2 separate regions of the Homo sapiens genome follow, and region 2 is linked to region 1. The links are chromatin loops, found by intact Hi-C in ENCODE. Cell type or tissue: adrenal gland. All regions are shown on one strand. Links, peaks and the distances in the headings refer to the core of each region. The heading gives the core; the rest is flanking DNA. Region 1 overlaps MAGI1 (membrane associated guanylate kinase, WW and PDZ domain containing 1). Region 2 overlaps MAGI1 (membrane associated guanylate kinase, WW and PDZ domain containing 1).

Region 1 (5,383 bases), core at 211-5,210:
TATGTATACATACACACATATATAACACATATGCCATGTGTGTATATATATATATACACATAAGTGCTTGGCTTCATTATTGCCAACATTGAAGTTTTTTTTAATATGGCTCAAGCAGAATCTGAGTTATTTGAATTCCTGGCTTTTATGTAGGTTTCATGAAAATTTAGAGGTTGCTCTCAAATCCTCAACCCCAAAATAATTATTTATAGAGTACCATCAATATGTCTGACATAGCCATAGACATTATGGACTACAGAAGAATTATAACAAAGGTCTTTACCTGCAATGAGTTTACAATCTTGCTAAGATTTTTTGCAAAGCTAATGAACCACATAGTTGGTACGTGTTTCTTTCTCTGGGATCATGTTTGGTACCCATGGAGCTTATCCACTGTTCATCTCTTCCCCGGGAACCTCAGTGGTCTCCATAGTTAATGCAGATAAATATAGCCCTTGCCCTGAAACTGGGCAAATTTGCTACTTATCACTCTTACTAGATATAAACAGAAAAATAGCCAAGGTAAACAGGCACATATACAACCACATTCATATTCTTTAATTAAGTAAAAACCAACAAGCATGTATTAAGCCTCTAGAATGTACCAAAGTGCTTTATGTAACTTTCTCCTGTTGGGAGCTATTCATTCACTGTTTTTAGCTGTTTTATGATGTAAAATAACTGAAACTCATGAATTGTAATGATGTTAATATTTATCATAATACCTAATGCTTATTGAGAATGTAGAATCAGCCATGCAATTCTTCTAAGCACTTTACATTACTCCTCACCACAACCCTGTGAAGTAAAACTGTTAATATCCCCATTTTACAGATGAGACAACTGAGCTTCAAGAGACTGATTATGTTGCCTAGTACTACAGAGCTGGTAAGAGCTAAAATTTGAACCGGGATTTGGCACTCTAGAGCCAATGCTATGAATCACTGTAAAGCAGGTGTTTCTCAATCTTGGCACTACTGGCATTTGGGGCTGGATAAATCTTTGCTCTGCATTGCTATGCACTGTAGGATGTGCAGCAGTATCCTCGGCTCTTACTGACTAGATACCAGGAGCAATCGACATTTGTGACAATTAAAAATGTCTCCCATAGGAACCAACTCACCCAAATGAGCTGGCCAAATGCCCCCTGCAATTCAAAACTGCCACCGGTTGAAAACCACTGCTATAAATTAAAAGAAAGAAAGTAGGGAATTCCTAAACCTGGCTACATATTAGAAATGCCTAGGGTATATTTTTAATGGGTTAAAAATGCAGATAGCAAGTCTTATCACTGATTCAGAGAATCAGAGTGTCAAGGGGTCCCATAGAATAGTCCATCATTTGTCACCAATTAGTTATGTCATCTTGAGAAAGTTACTTGCCCTCTCTGTGCCTCAATTTCTTTATCTAGCTACTGAGTGGGCAAAGCTAGACTGTGTGTCAAACCTTTCCATGGCTAACAATCCAGTCTGTGAAATCACTCAGATACCCATCACTTCCCTCCTTGACAGGCTTCTATTCACACTGCACAGAGAGGGTGTAATGACCAAAAAAAGTTCCTACAACTCCAATCCTCATAAGGAAATCCTCATAAGGAAATCTGGCCAAAAGCTGACCCGTGATAGACTTACAATCAGTTCACCATAGATACAAAATTGGGCACAATTATCACTACAAAAAGGTTAGTTTCCACTTCACACACCTGAGGTAGGTAAAAACTGAATCCCAAATTGGAGATGCAATTTTCCCATTATGCAAAGTGGTTGCTGCATTCCTGGGTGGAAAAAAAAATCCCCAAACCAGTATTGCCAAAACTGAATTTACTAGAAACCTTGACTCCAAATGACACTGGGGAGTGTGCTCCTCTTTTCAGATTCATGAAATGCTTTCATGTCATTTAAGAAGCAAAATGCAAAAGAAAAAAGTGGGCATTGTCTACACTTCAGACATGGAGGCTTTAGTCTGACAATCCCAGATCCTATCTCCAACTCAAAACAAATCTGTTCCATGGCAAGAAAGTACTTTAGAGAATTAGTCTTTGCTGTATTTGTATATGCTAATTAAGCTCCAAAGGAGAAACTGCTGATGATAAATCGCTGACAAAGAAGCCATTTTTAAAAAATTTTACTAATTTATAGATATATCAGATTATATCGGTTTAGGTCACACTTACTTTATATACCCATGTGTAAAAATAGGATGAAAATGATTACATTTGAAAGTGCCTGGGGTTGTTAAAGTAAAAATAGGAACAATCTTCATTGAAGAGGGGGAAAAACATCCTTAAAAGGATACTGAATAGAAGGGTGTCTGTAAGGCACGGAGAAGAAGGAGAAAATGTCCTGGATTATGAAACCACAATAGAATTCTGCTCAGAAATTGCATGTTATCAATTCAGTTGATCAGATACCAATAAATCCATTTACTAGAAACTGATTTCGGAGGAAACAGACTTGTAACTATAATTCAAATTCATTCCTTTAAAGCACGTACTACCAGTGCACTCTATCAAGGGTGGGCCCTAACCACTATTAAAGTGTTAAAAGAAATTATTTCAATTCTTTATGAGTATAAAATTATAGTAGAAGGGAATCAATTAATCTTAGGTGATATGCCACCAGGCCATAATCAAGTATGATAAATTGCTTTCTTCTATCCTAGTTTCTCAATGTATGTGTTATGACAGGTTCTGCGAAGGTGAGTATTAAAAAATATTTGTTCCCAACTCAAAAGGGCATCACATAAATGACCGCCAGCGCCATCTGTCGGTGGTACACAGAGCTGTTGCACTTGTGCCTGGGCTTGCGAGTTTTTGTTCACCTAAATTAAGATTCGATGACTGAAGTTTTACATGAGGGACAGCATCCGTACACTACTCTAAGTGGTGTAGTGCAGAAGCTCTTAAACATTTCTCCTAATGTTTATACCCTTTTACATGGCCAGACACTGAATGAATTTCTTCTAATGATCTGGAGGTGAAGCCTAAAATAACTGCCTCAAATTTCCTGATGTCTTAGTTTATCTTAAACTTTTATATGAATCTTGTGCTGTATACCAGAGTAACCTGTGTCTGTTTTTTTACGTAAAAACATGTATAAAATATTTATAGTTCAACTACTTAACTTGTATGACCAAATATTCGGGTTAAATAGATAATTTGTTGAGGTGTACCATATTTAGCCCCTGGGGCATATTACCTTGGATACCTACATCCTCCAGAGATACTCCTACTCCAATTTGAGAAAAAGTAGGAACTCAGCTCTGCCACAGCCTGCTGTGTGCCCACACTGAGCCTCAGTTTCGTTATCTGTGAGGTAAGGACCATGGACAGGATCTCTAAGGGTGCTTCCAGCTCTGACATTCTCTGAAACAACAGTCATTTGGATCTTCAGACACAAACACCTCACTCATCTCACTACTGGTGAGCCCTGCGTGCACATTCCTATAACATGTGGGCACAGAGATTTGTAAATTATATTATTGTATGTCTAGTTCAATAAATATTATAAATAGGCGTTTCCTATTTCACCTATAGTCCTAAAAGCTTATCTACTCAAGTTGGCAAAACAAAAGCATTTTCTCCCTCATTCTTCTCATTAGCTAAATGGAGGAATGCCTTCTATTAGAGTCACCTCGTATTTAAGCATACACAGCTGGGCGTGTGGCATGTGCCTGTAGTCCCAGCTACTCCGGAGGCTGAGGTTGGAGACTCTCTTGGGCCCAGGGGTTCAGGACCAGCCTGGGGAACACAGCGAGACTCCATCTCAAAAAATACTAATAATTTAAGCTTATACGACAGCTCAATAAGGTTAGGTCTAGTGTTCAAGAATGCAACAGGAGATGACATTAAAGATATAAGCAATGACCATAACAAAAGAGCTCTTAAAAATGATGTTAAGTAGCTAAGATTTCTGCATGTTATGGCCTGTGGATTTTGGATGTTGGACAAGCCCAACAAGACAATACACAAGCACAGAGAAGCCGATCTCAGCCCTATCAGCATGAGACCTTTGGTTAAGATTCTTGCCAAAGCTGAAGAATTCAAGCCCTCAAATGTATTTTCAAGAACCAGTCATTTTATTTCTCCCCTAGGATCACAGACCTTCCCAAGCCCATGAGGTGCCTGTGAAACTCCACATATGGGAACTATATTTTTAGGAAAGGGGCCAAGGTGTCAGAGGCTATGCATCACAAGAACAACCCCTTCTTTCTCTTTTACTAACTAACACAGTTTGGCTTTCCCTCGTTTCTAGCAGCAGTTAATTCCAAGGCTTTATGTTCTCAGACAGTTTCAACACTGCCTTTCCCTTCAGAGTCATCACCAAAATAAATTTTAAAAAATTCCAGTGCGCCCTTCACTTTTTCAGTATTCCCACTCCTGCTGGCCCCAGGTGTTCTCTGGTTTGAAGGTTGCCCACTATGCAACCCGCTGTATAATTCAGAACCTGGTGCACTTCCCAGGCACATCAGTAGTCTAAATTTGTACTACAGCAAAAGCTTCAAGGGCTTAATCAATTACAGATCAAATATTTAAAAATGAGGATTAATCTCATCACTGCAGCCCAACAGATGCATTTTGTGTTAATAAATACACTTCAAACTTCCTGTAGACACTGAAAAATGCATTCCCAATTTGCCTTTGCTCCTGGTTCCCAACAGACAGGAGAGAGGGCTCCATTGATATTCCAGAGCTGCACTTTCCAAGTGTTCATGGGGCTGGCTCTGCTGTATCTCGTAAGATAAAGGAATCAGAAATTAGAGGAGGAGAAACATTCTGACCAGATGCTCTCTGATCTCCCCAACAAAACTTCAACCACACTGTCAGTCTCAATCACAATGTGTGGGCACTGAGATTCATGAGGCCAAATGAAAATAAAATTATGATATTCATTTACGTGGGTGATGGAAGGGTGGATGAAAAGCTCCATATGTTCGGAGTTTCAAGTATAATTTGAAACAGCAACATATCAGCCTTAAAAACAGAACCTCCATGGCCTCCAAATTTCAAGAATAGTAGAAGATGCTTGCCTAGAATAAATCAATTTGGAAAGCTGCAGTCATCAATCTCAAAGTAATTTCTGCCAAAGTATAAATGGTGATTTAAAAACGGGGGAAATGCCAGAAAAATACCACTTGAAAGTTTTATTAATAGTACATTACAGAACACAGAAAAAATTATTTATTAGAGAACTTGTGAAGAATACACAGAGAAAAACTCACATGAATTCACAAAACGGGGCAGCACAATGAATTCACCAGTGTATTAAAAGCAGAACAAAAAAATAAACCCATCACAGACCAAGTAGGTCTTAATTCAAAAATTCAAGGAGCCATCTAATGAGGTGGCTCATTACAGTGTCACAGCGGCACATGTACCTCTAGT
Region 2 (5,383 bases), core at 313-5,312, 320 kb before region 1:
GCACATAGATTTTAAATTGCCAAATATCATCTTACAACAAGAAGGACATCAAGATGTTAACTTCAGGATATATTCCCAAAATCCACCTTGATTTCATTTATTTAAAACTCTGGATCACAATTGAGAGCATCAGTCATTTAACATCACAGATTTTGTTAGAACTAGTGAGAAGAATCCTAGCAGTGGAGCCCTGGGAATAAAATCTCCAAGTCAGCTCTTAGGAACTTGATGAAAAAGAACATCATTATTCAGTTGTACTCTTCCTCAGCCTTACTACAGCTCAATGTATGCTTTGTATGGAAAACTTTAATAATAAAAATAGCATTCACAGACTTTTCCCTCCTTTTTAGCTACAGAATGTATATTGTGTCTGTTCCAGGAAAGGAACTTGTTTTATAAATGTCCACACAACTACAGCTACTCATTCTAATGTTATGTATAAACCCATAAGTCAAATAAAGCTATGAACAATGTAATATTTATATATGCATAGTGTTTTATAAAAAGATTGGCCCACATACTGCTTTTCATCAATACAGAAAGAGCATTAAGTCCATAGCACACTGCAAGAAATAAATGAGTGAAGAACAGAGAATGCAAACAAGTGCTTAATAATTCACAAGCAGGCTCACCATGGAGGAAATGATGATATTCAAACCAACTAAAGCTTTAGAGAATTACTTATATAGTCTCCCATTTTAAAACAACTTTACATACCTGATTTAGTTTACATTAAAATATATCCCCATGAATCAATTTGTTCCATATTCAGAAATATAAACACGTATCACATTCCTCACAGCTAAATTTTGTCATAAATTCTCTTTTATACAAGAAAAAAAGGCAACAGTTGTTTTCTTTTTTTTCCCAACAGGCTCTATTAATTACAATTTTTAGCTCTGTACACGCAATGATTGGCTGGTTTTCTTTTTTTTTTTCTTTTTCCTTTTTTTTTTTCTTACAGTACCATGGGAACAACAGTGATTGACTTGCAAAGTTTTCTGTCTCTATGGAAAATGCAAAACAGTACTACAGAAATACACAATGCACTGTAAGCAGCGGTTTGCTGTAGTGGTCCAACAGGTACAAGCAAACATTTTGGCTCAGCTAGGCAGTAATCCACTTAAACCACATCCCGGGGCTACGGCCGACCCAACCACAGCTCCTGTGGGATCAAAAAGAATGGGTCTGTTTAAAAATAAAAATTGTTATGTTTTGTGCTGCTGTCCAAAGGACTCAAAGGACAGAGTCATGAGGCAGAAGTTTCCCAACCAGACCTAGAATCACTGGGACCACTTCCTTCCTTTCCCTTCTACCAACCTAGAGACTTGGACTATGGTTTCAAAGTGAAATTGGCATTTCTAACAATGAATACCCACAGCCCTCACTTCTTTAAATATCAACAGAGAGGTTCCTTCCACCAAGGCTCATTGCCTCCTCCCCAGTTTGGCAAAGGGCAACCATGGGCTTCTACTAAAAGGGAGGGGGGCATGCTTTCCAAATTGGGGATCTTACGTCTTCCTCACACCAGGCACACTGTCCCCCCATTCCATCTACTATTCAGCCTCCAATCAGACGAGACAACACGAAAGATGCTTGTTGTCTCTTCCTCGTAGTAATTGAGCAAAGCTGTGATGGCATTGCCTTCAATGAGATTTTATCAGATGTTGGTGATGATCACGAACCTGACTGTCTGTGCTTGGGCTGTATTTGAGTAAAAGTGGCCGACATTTTTGTCTGTGTGCCTTCCTGGGCCAGGGAGAGTACAAACTGTTTTCTGAACCAACTATAACTCACAATATAAAACTTCTTTGTGCTGCGCAGTTTAGCTATAAATATCCTTCATTTGCAATAGTAGTCTTGTCATACAGTTTGCTTACTTTTAGGATCATCGGCAAACCTAATCCATCCCCAAGGGTCCTCAGCTTTTACAAATAAAACTTTGCATTTTTGCTCTTTGCTTTTAAGAAAAACTTCCGACTACAGTATAGCACTACATCACTACATGACAGTCTATATCAAATTAATTAAACTTAATCAATAAATTCCCTTACGTAGAGAAAATGATCAACAGCCCCATTTAACCAGGAGAGAAAAAGATTGCCCCAAAACGGGAACAATTCTTGACGATTCTACAGGTTACGTAGAAACAAAATTTATATCCCTTTGGGCCAGCATTTGGCAAATAATTTCCAAAAAAGTATGCATTTAAAAATACTTTCTTTAATATGATACATCAGGCACAATACTTTTCATATATATTTTTTCTTATAAGATTTCAAATGCATAAAATGTTTGTTGTTATTCATAGGATCATCAGGTGTCAGATGCTTCATTAGGTAAGAAACTAAATAATTTCAGGTTTGTGACTTTCCTCTTAGAACCTTTGACACGGTAAAGGTTGGAATGTGACTCAGCGTCTCAGATACTGAGGTCGGTGCTACATTCTTTGTAAGGTCGCCTTCTCTGCTCCGGGGGATGTCTGGAACTTCTGCCGGCATCCTGTTTCAGATTCGCCTCTTCCCTTTCTCGGTGGCTGGCTCTGTCCTCTCTGTTCCTTTTGTCCAGGGACCGCTCTCTCCTGCGCTCGGGGGAGCGTGCGCGCCTCCGGTCGGTGGACTTGGCCCTGCGCTCGGGCGAGCCCCCTCTCCTGCGCTCGGGGGACCTCCTCTGCTCCAGGAGTCTCTCCAGAGACCGTCTCCGCCGGCTGGGGGAGCCGTCTCTCCTGCGGGTGGGTGACCGCTCTCGCCTCCGCTCCGGAGAGACGTCTCGTCTCTTCTCGTGCTTCTCCCTCCTCTCCAAAGTGTTGTCGGCGCTGCGGGTGCCCTCCCTCCGCTTCTCTGGGGACCGCCTCTTGGGGCCGTTGGCGGCTGCCGCGCGCTCGGCCTGCGCGTCCCTCCGTCCCTCCGGCGCCCGGTCCTTGGGTCGGCATGCCCCGCTGTCGGGTTTCCTCGAAGTCCCATTCCAGGTGTGGTGTTCATTGGGTTGTCTGCTATACTCTCTGCTGCCTTTCGGATCCCTTGCGTGTGCCCGCTTTTCCCCATGTGGTGATGATTTGTGAAGATCGGGTGGGTAACTGGACTCCAATGACGGATGCTGCCGGCGGTCGGGCCCGGCCCTCACTTCCGGAACACCTTGTGGACCGGTGGCGGGGCCGTGGCGGTCGCTGCTGGGGTCTGCCAGGAAAATAAACGAGAGCAACAGTTGGGTACGAAGGTCCCTCGGCTCCTGTCCCCGTTCCCACCCACACTCGAGACCTCATTAGTCACAACAAGCAAACAACTGTTAAAGCAGTCAGACTCAAAGCCAACTGAATCTGTTAACTTAAGGATAACTGCACGTAGTTAGGGTTAAAAACTAGTACTTGTGGCTTTCAGCGTCTGGCTGACTGAATGTTCTCCATACCCGAGACATAGATCATTAAAGAACTGACAAAAATCAGTCATGATTTGAGTCTTTAAAGGCACAATCCAAATAGTCTGTCTAGAGGCATCAAAATTTCCTCTCTGTAGCTATCCCTTGTTCTTCCTTTCCCACCCCCCCAACCCTTTTCCCCTGTGCCCACCCGTCTCCCACACCCAAGAAAATATTCTTTGCTTTAAAGAATACTTGTTTTGATTTACTTAAAAATAATTTAGGGTATTGATGTGAAGAAGGGGCACCTGGGAAGCTTTCTGGAGCAGGGCAGGAATCATCTACATCTTATCTGGGTGGTGATTAAATGGGCGCATACAGAAGTGAAAAATCTACTGCACTGTATATTCAGGATTTATGCATTTTACCATATGCAGAAGTATACTTCTATTTAAAAAAAATCCAGGGTAGCAGGCAAAGGGGATTACAGAGGCAACATGCTGGCCAGATGTTGACGACTGGCAAATGGGATATGTACGCAAGGGCCCATTAAACTGTCCTATCTGTATTATTCAACTACGTTCTCTACTTTTGCACACATTAAAAAATAAGGAACTGTTTTTAAAAGGTGTTTTCTGATAGATAAAAGGTAGGGGAAGAGAAGCTGCTAAGTACACATTTGAGATTGGATGGGGGTCAAATAAAATTTTTGGTTTAGAGGCATTTTTTCTTTATGACATGGGAGGCAGTCATAATGACATCTAAGAGCTTGGAGTCACTGGGCTGCTTCCTATAACATCAAGGTTTCTACAGGTTTAAAAGCAGGGCAGCCCATAATGGCCCCTATTTATCATTATTCAATATTTGAAATGACAGTGCAAATGTTTTAGGCAGTGTCCTGAATTGAGGAGAGCTCTTTTCAAAGCTAGGATGCTTTGTTGCAACTAAACCCAACAAGTCATCCACATGACACCATTCCAAGCAAAGCACCTGAAACAAGGCACTGCAGTCTGGAGGGCAGACTTGTATGACAGTCAGAGACTAAGGGGTCACTGGGGCTCTTTAAGGATCTTTCATGAGCCAACAAGGTCAATATTTAGCAATTAACCTGTTTCATGACAACTTCCCAAAACCTAGAGTGGGTTTTTAACAAAAAGCAAGTGAAAAGCCAAAAGCAGGGGTCAGCCAACTTTCTCTAAAGGGCAATAGTAAATAATCTGGGTGTTTTGGGCCACACCATCTCTGTTACAGCTATTCAGCTCTGCCACTGTGGTATAAAAACACAGGCAACACAAAAGTAATGGGCGTGCCTATGTGTCAATAAAACTTTACTTACAAAAACAGGCTATGGACAGGATTGGGCCCATGGACTGCAGTTTGCAAAGAGATACCTGACCAAGCAGGAAATCTCGTCTTCCCATCTAGCAAAGCCCTACGATACAGGGCTCCATGAAACAAGGTTCATTCTTTCTAAATACTGGGTTGGCTACGAGAATGAACAAAAAACAGGTTCTTAACAAAGGTCATGTGAAGATGTGGATACAGGAAGGCACTTGGATCACCAGTGGCTTCTTATGCCTACTTTTAAGACAAGGGAAGGCAACACTTCAACAGGGTCAGCGTTGTACTTACAATTCAAAGAACGCAGGGTGCTCAGAATGAATTGCCAAACATATCAAAACAGAGCTAAGCAGAAGCAATGAGGAAATTAGGCCACAGCACAGAAACACCTAGTATTGATTGAGCTACAAACCGTAGTTTGATTATGGCCCATAAGGTAGAAGCAAGCCTCCCCGAGCTTTTCATTTCTCATACATGCAGCGATATTAGGAGGTATCATCGCTGTGGAAGGGAGGGCCCAGCACCAAGAACAGTCAGAGAGAAGGAGAAAGAGAGAAAGAGAAAAAGTTGAACATTTAGATTCCCTATAACACAGAGGAAAGAAAAAAAATCTACATTTGTTAACATAGGGCAAAGAGAGTTTATTTGTCCAGTCAGACAGTCTAAGGCAACACTCAAATAAGGCTGC

The links. Hi-C counts contacts between places; a loop is a spot of excess contacts. Peaks named below come from ENCODE experiments on the same cell type or tissue, not always from the same donor. Only the 100,000 strongest peaks of a DNase experiment are listed, where the experiment ranks them.
Region 2: it touches region 1 in a loop (3-fold over the local background); 10 of 110 quality-filtered maps call a loop at or near these places.

Annotation. Positions count from the first base shown.
Region 1 is chr3:65,670,307-65,675,689 of GRCh38, forward strand. All of the region lies in intron 1 of MAGI1 (membrane associated guanylate kinase, WW and PDZ domain containing 1), which reads right to left. Among named protein-coding and RNA genes, the nearest start is that of MAGI1-AS1, 220 kb to the right of the region's middle. In adrenal gland, for the core only: a CTCF peak has its summit at 2,758 (motif pointing left); a DNase peak (open chromatin) is centred at 2,765.
Region 2 is chr3:65,353,957-65,359,339 of GRCh38, forward strand. It overlaps MAGI1 (membrane associated guanylate kinase, WW and PDZ domain containing 1), which reads right to left. Exons shown (of 23, transcript NM_001033057.2): 23 at 1-3,176. The coding sequence ends at 2,422. Among named protein-coding and RNA genes, the nearest start is that of LINC02040, 180 kb to the left of the region's middle. In adrenal gland, for the core only: no CTCF peak of the experiment used is centred there; DNase peaks (open chromatin) are centred at 2,885 and 3,035; H3K4me3 peaks cover 818 bases.